Linked DNA regions of Homo sapiens: region 2 is linked to region 1. Evidence: read pairs that join two places in POLR2A ChIA-PET (ENCODE). Cell type or tissue: A673. All regions are shown on one strand. Each heading gives the region's core, and the rest is flanking DNA. Links, peaks and the distances in the headings are about the cores only.

The links. Peaks named below come from ENCODE experiments on the same cell type or tissue, not always from the same donor. Only the 100,000 strongest peaks of a DNase experiment are listed, where the experiment ranks them.
Region 2: POLR2A ChIA-PET joins it to region 1 with 5 read pairs; 4 of 35 experiments call an interaction of 5 or more read pairs at or near these places.

What each region holds. Positions count from the first base shown.
Region 1 is chr11:86,993,929-86,996,847 of GRCh38, forward strand. All of the region lies in intron 2 of FZD4-DT (FZD4 divergent transcript), which reads left to right. Among named protein-coding and RNA genes, the nearest start is that of FZD4-DT, 40 kb to the left of the region's middle. In A673, for the core only: a CTCF peak has its summit at 1,565 (motif pointing right); DNase peaks (open chromatin) are centred at 233 and 1,603.
Region 2 is chr11:87,147,121-87,150,039 of GRCh38, forward strand. The region is part of intron 4 of TMEM135 (transmembrane protein 135); the gene reads left to right. Among named protein-coding and RNA genes, the nearest start is that of TMEM135, 110 kb to the left of the region's middle. In A673, for the core only: no CTCF peak of the experiment used is centred there; a DNase peak (open chromatin) is centred at 1,201; H3K27ac peaks cover 1,614 bases.

The DNA of each region.
Region 1 (2,919 bases), core at 127-2,626:
CATGAAAATATCCCTTCAAAAATTCAGTTTATTATGTATATGTTGGCATATACATTAGTATATAAGTATATATTAGTATATAAGTAGTAGGGAAGTAGACGAAGCTAGATTATTGTGGGAAGCAGGAAAAAAAGATTAGCTTAGACTTGCCATAATTATAGCCTATATGTGATGAAATGTGGTAATTTGACAGTAGTTGATTTAATGGTATAATCCTTTTTTGCATTAGTAAGTACATATACATACATACATTTATCTTCACGCCTGAAGTCAGTCTTAGGCAGGCATGAGAAACCATGGCAAGCAACCCAGAAAGGGAATGCAGAAGGAGACTTTCATTAGTAGTTACTAGAGAGAGTGTGTTATCTCCAATTTGCTTGACGATCACCTCTGATCTTTTCATACTCAGGCTCCTGCTAAACTAGAATTATTTCTATTCCTTCCCTTTCCTAGTCTTTCTGAGGTCTTAGAAACTTAAAATCAGGCCAGGTGTGGTGGCTCACACCTGTAATCCCAACACTTTGGGAGGCCAAGGCAGGCGGATTACAAGGTCAGGAGTTCGAGACCAGCCTGGCCAACGTGGTGAAACCCCGTCTCTACTAAAAATACAAAAATTAGCTGGGCATGGTGGCGCAGGCCTGTAATCCCAGCTACTTGGGAGGCTGAGGCAGGAGAATCGCTTGAACGCAGGAGGCGAAGTTTGCAGTGAGCCGAGATCAGGCCACTGCATTCCAGCTTGGGCAACAGAGCAAGACTCTGTCTCGGAAAAAAAAAAAAAAATAGCCAGGTGGGGTGCCATGCGCCTGTAATCCCAGCTACTTGGGAGGCTGAGGCAGGAGAACCCCTTGAACCTGTGAGGCAGAGGTTACAGTGAGCCGAGATCATGCCACTGCACTCTAGGTGGGCCACAGTGTGACACTCTGACTCAAAATAATAATAATAATAATAAAATAAATAAATAAACTTAAAATTAGAGTGAAACTAGAGATAACCCTTAAAAAATATTCCAGCTGAGGGACTTACTCTTTGTTTTTTTCTTTTTAGATGGAGTCTCGCTCTGTTGCCAGGCTGGAGTGCAGTGGTGCACTCTCGCCTCACTGCATCCTCCACCTCCCGGGTTCAAGCAATTCTCCTGCCTCAGTGTCCCAAGTAGCTGGGACTACAGGCACCACCATGCCCAGCTAATTTTTGTAGTTTTAGCAGAGACAGGGTTTCACCACGTTGTCCAGGATGGTCTCAATCTCTTGACCTTGTGATCCATGAGCCTCCCAAAGTGCTGGGATTGCAGGTATCAGCCACTGCGCCCGGCCCAGCTGGGGGACTTATTCTTAAAAGGAGCTTGTGCAAAATGTTAATACTCACCATAACGGGAATGATAGCAATTTTCTGTGAAATGAGATGTGAAGAGAACCATCATTTATTGAGGATCTGCTATATGCCACATGATTTGTATATTAACTTCAGTGAATATTCACAATAAGCCTGTGATATATTAAAATTATTTGGTGATAGATCTGGCTGGAAAATGCAGAAAATCTGACTGCAGTGGATTAAAATTTATGGGAGTAGTCCACTAGGTGGTGCTGATATTGATGCAGCTTCTCAGTGACGACATTGAAAAACTAATCTCTGTCTGCATTACTATCCTTAGCAAGTTAACATTTAGCTTTGTTCATGTCTCATAATTGCAAGATGGCTACAGTAGCTCCAGATATCACATCCACATTAGAGGCAGAATTGAGAGAGGCCAGGCACGGTGGCCCATGCTTGTAATACCAGCACTTTGGGAGGCTTAGATGGGTGGATCACATGAGGCCAGGAGTTTGAGACCAGCCTGGCCAACATGGCAAAACTGTCTCTACTAAAAATACAAAAATTAGCCAGGTGTGGCTGGGTGCGGTGGCTCACGCCTGTAATCCCAGCATTTTGGGAGGCCGAGGCGGGCGGATCATGAGTTTAGGTGATCAAGACCATCCTGGCCAACATGGTGAAACCTCGTCTCCACTAAAAATACAAAAATTAGCTAGGCGTGGTGGTGGGCGCCTGTAATCCCAGCTACTCGAGAGGCTGAGGCAAGAGAATGACTTGAACCCAGGAGGCGGAGGTTGCAGTGAGCCAAGATCGCGCCAGTGCACTCCAGCCTGGTGACAGAGCAAGGCCCTGTCTCAGGAAAAAAAAAAAAAAAAAATTAGCCAGGTGTGCCAGGCGCGGTGGCTCACGCCTGTAATCCCATAACTTTGGGAGGCCCACCTCCCAAAGACCATGCTGGCTCACATGGTGAAACCCCGTCTCTACTAAAAATACAAAAAAATTAGCCAGGCGAGGTGGTGGGCGCCTGTAGTCCCAGCTACTCTGGAGGCTGAGGCAGGAGAATGGCATGAACCCGGGAGGCGGAGCTTGCAGTGAGCCGAGATTACACCACTGCACTCCAGCTTGGTCGACAGAGCGAGACTCCGTCTCAAAAAAAAAAAAAAAATTAGAGAGGTGTGGCTGGGTTCAGTGGCTCATGCCTGTAATCCCAGCACTTTGGGAGGCCGAGATGGGTGGATCACGAGGTCAGGAGTTCGAGACCAGCCTGGCCAACATAGTGAAATCCTGTCTCTACTATAAATACCAAAATTAGCTGGGCGTGGTGGCGGGCGCCTGTAGTCCCAGCTACTCAGGAGGCTGAGGCAGGAGAATCGCTTGAACCTGGGAGGCGAAAGTTGAAGTGAGCGGAGACCATGCTACTGCATTCCCGCCTGGCCAACAGAGCGAGACTGTGTCTCGAAAAAAAAAAAAAAAATTACCTAGGGGTGATGGTGTACATTTGTAATCCCAGCTACTTGGGAGGCTGAGGCACGAGAATTGCCTGAGGCACGAGAATTGCCTGAGGCACAAGAATTGCTTGTACCCAGGAGGCGGAGGTTGCAGTGAGCT
Region 2 (2,919 bases), core at 97-2,596, 150 kb after region 1:
AGGCCAGCCTGGCCAACATGGCGAAACCCCGTCTCTACTAAAAAATGCAAAAATTAGCCTGGCATGGTGGCGTGTGCCTGTAGTCCCAGCTACTCGGGAGGCTGAGGCACAAGAATCGCTTGAACCTGGCAGGCGAAGGTTGCAATGAGCCGAGATCGTGCCACTACACTCCAGCCTGGGTGACAAAGCAAGACTGTCTCAAAAAAACAACAAACAAACAAACAAAACTTTTAGTGTAACAAAAATTGTTACTTCTTTTTTAAGAGAAGGAGTCTCTGAATATTGCCCAGTCTGGCCTCTTAACTCCTGGACTCAAAGGATCCTCCTGCCTCAGCCTCCTGAATAGCTGGGACTATAGGCATGTGCCACTGTGCCTAGCTTACTGTTATTGTTATTTTTATTATTACCAAACAATGTGTGTGCATAGCAGAACATAGAAAATAACTAAAGAAGAAAATCACCCAGAGATTACTGCTGTTATCACCTCAGCATACATCCTTACAGATCTTTTTGATTTGCACACATATACACAAAAACACACACACAAAAGTCCAATCCAGAAGTTTGCATTTATTACATCTAGGTTTTATGTCTCTTAAGTCTCTTGTCTAGCACTGTTCTTAAAAACAGTCTCTTGTTAACTTATTATTTTTTTGAGACAAAGTCTTACTTTGTTGCCCAAGCTGGAGTGCAGTGGCACAATCTTGGCTCACTGCAACCTCCACCTCCTGGGTTCAAGTGATTCTCCTGCCTCAGCCTCCCGAGTAGCCAGGACTACAGGCACGCACCACCATGCCTAGCTAATTTTCATATTTTTAGTAGACATGGAGTTTCACTATGTTGGCCAGGCTGCTCTTGAACTCCTGACCTTGAGATCTGCCCGCTTCAGTCTCCCAAAGTGCTGGGATTACAGGCGTGAGCCACCACACATAGCTGTTAACTTATTTTTAAACAAAGACATTGTAGACAGTTATTTCCCTCTGTCACTGACATAGAATGAATGTTTTTAGTATTAATCATCTTAGATGTAATAAAAACTCAAAAGAAAGAGACATTTCAATCAAGAATTTACTATAGGTAAATTTACAAATGCTGAGAATTAGCTCTGAATTCATTATTTTTGACCCTTGTTAGTAGTTCTTTAGGTACAAGGAAATGAAAAGCAATCTCTTTAGCAGAGGTCAAAAGAAAGTTGTACACTTCAGTGCTTTCCCATAGAAACAAAGGAAGCTTAGCTGAATTGGCAGAATGCTATTAGAATGAGATATCCTTAAAAATGTTGGTGGGAAGAGCTGATGAAATAAATAAGTTGGGAACAAAGGATTGAATTTGGTATTCTTCTTCTACTGGAGAAGGTACCGAAAAAGAATTTGATCCTCTGATTGCCTAGGGTTTTGAGACATGAGAAATAATGTACTTTGATCTGGTTTTGAGAAATTATTGCATATTTTATTTTAAGTGCTTGCTGCCTCTGCCTTTCCCCTTTTGCTCCTCAAATATATAAAGTAAGTAGCCTGACCTACAGGAGGACTGTTAAAAATCATATCACTAGATTAAATAGAATTAAAAAAGAAACAGGAAGATTGAAGATGTAGTTTAATATATGTATCATTAATAATAGAATAAATACAAGAACATAATGGGTGAGAAATTTATTTCTTAATAAAAATTTCTGAGACTAGACCTTTCAACATTTAGTTATACATACTTTAATAAAAATCTATCATAGTAAATTTATAATTTTTGTTTGAGTATGTGAATAATCCTTCTGCGCATTATTGGCCTGTTATAAATCTTTCAATGAATTGTGGGTTGGAGTTAAATTCATATTGTGCTGAATTTACAAAATTTAACAGTTTGCTTTAAACGTTTTAAAAATTTTCTAACTTAGCACCAAATCCCCCCATACCTTTGTGTGTGTGTGTGTGTGTGTGTGTGTGTGTGTATGCCTGTGGAGAAAAGTTCCAGAGATTCTTATTTCTCATTTAAAAAAAGTTAGAAAAAATTTAGCTCTTATGTATAAATTACATGCTGTATTTTACTAATTAAGTCTATAGCCTTGCTTAACTTTGTCTTGACAACTTCTAAACTGAATCTTTCTATTTTTCTAATGCCATAACTGTGTGGATTTGCAACAACAAAGATCTGTGTTTTTCAACTTTAGCTGGGCTTAAGTACTACTTAGCAATTCTATGTTCTATTTACTTATGTGTTCCTATACTCTCACCCCTGTCCTTAAGCTAGTGTCTTCGTCATTCTCAGAGGTTTATTCTTCTAATTCAGAGAGGGAGAGGGAAGGGGAAGAGAAAAGGGGAAAATTTACACAGTGGGAGAGGGTCAGGGAAAGGGAGAGGAAGAGAGTTTAGTTATATTTGCACCTGCTTTCTTTTAACACAGACAACAGATTGCTATGTATGTTCTTAATATTGTCTTAAACAGGAATCTTTCTCAGTCATAGCCATTTTCCTTCTTGTATCTGTAATTTCTTCCACCTTACTGAGCACTGACTTCTACTTAGCCAGTAAAAACATGTTTAAATATCTTCTCTCCTAAAAATATCCTGTTACCAATTTTCTCTCAACTATGATTCTCATTCTAGCCACAAGTCAATCTCCTTCTTTACCTTTATTGTCAAACTTTTCACATTTACTTATACAATTTATATCTTCTCATTCAGTCCTCAACTATATTCTCATCTGCACTGCTCTATTAAAATTGTAAAGTATTTGACCTATTGGACACTGTTGATTACTTCTATAATAGTTTTTTCAAAATGTAATTAAATATTTACATGTAGTTTAAAAGTGAAATTGTGGCTGGGCGCGGTGGTGCACGCCTGTAATCCCAGCACTTTGGGAGGCCAAAGCGGGTGGATCACCTGAGGGTCAAGAGTTAGCGACCAGCCTGACTAACATGGTG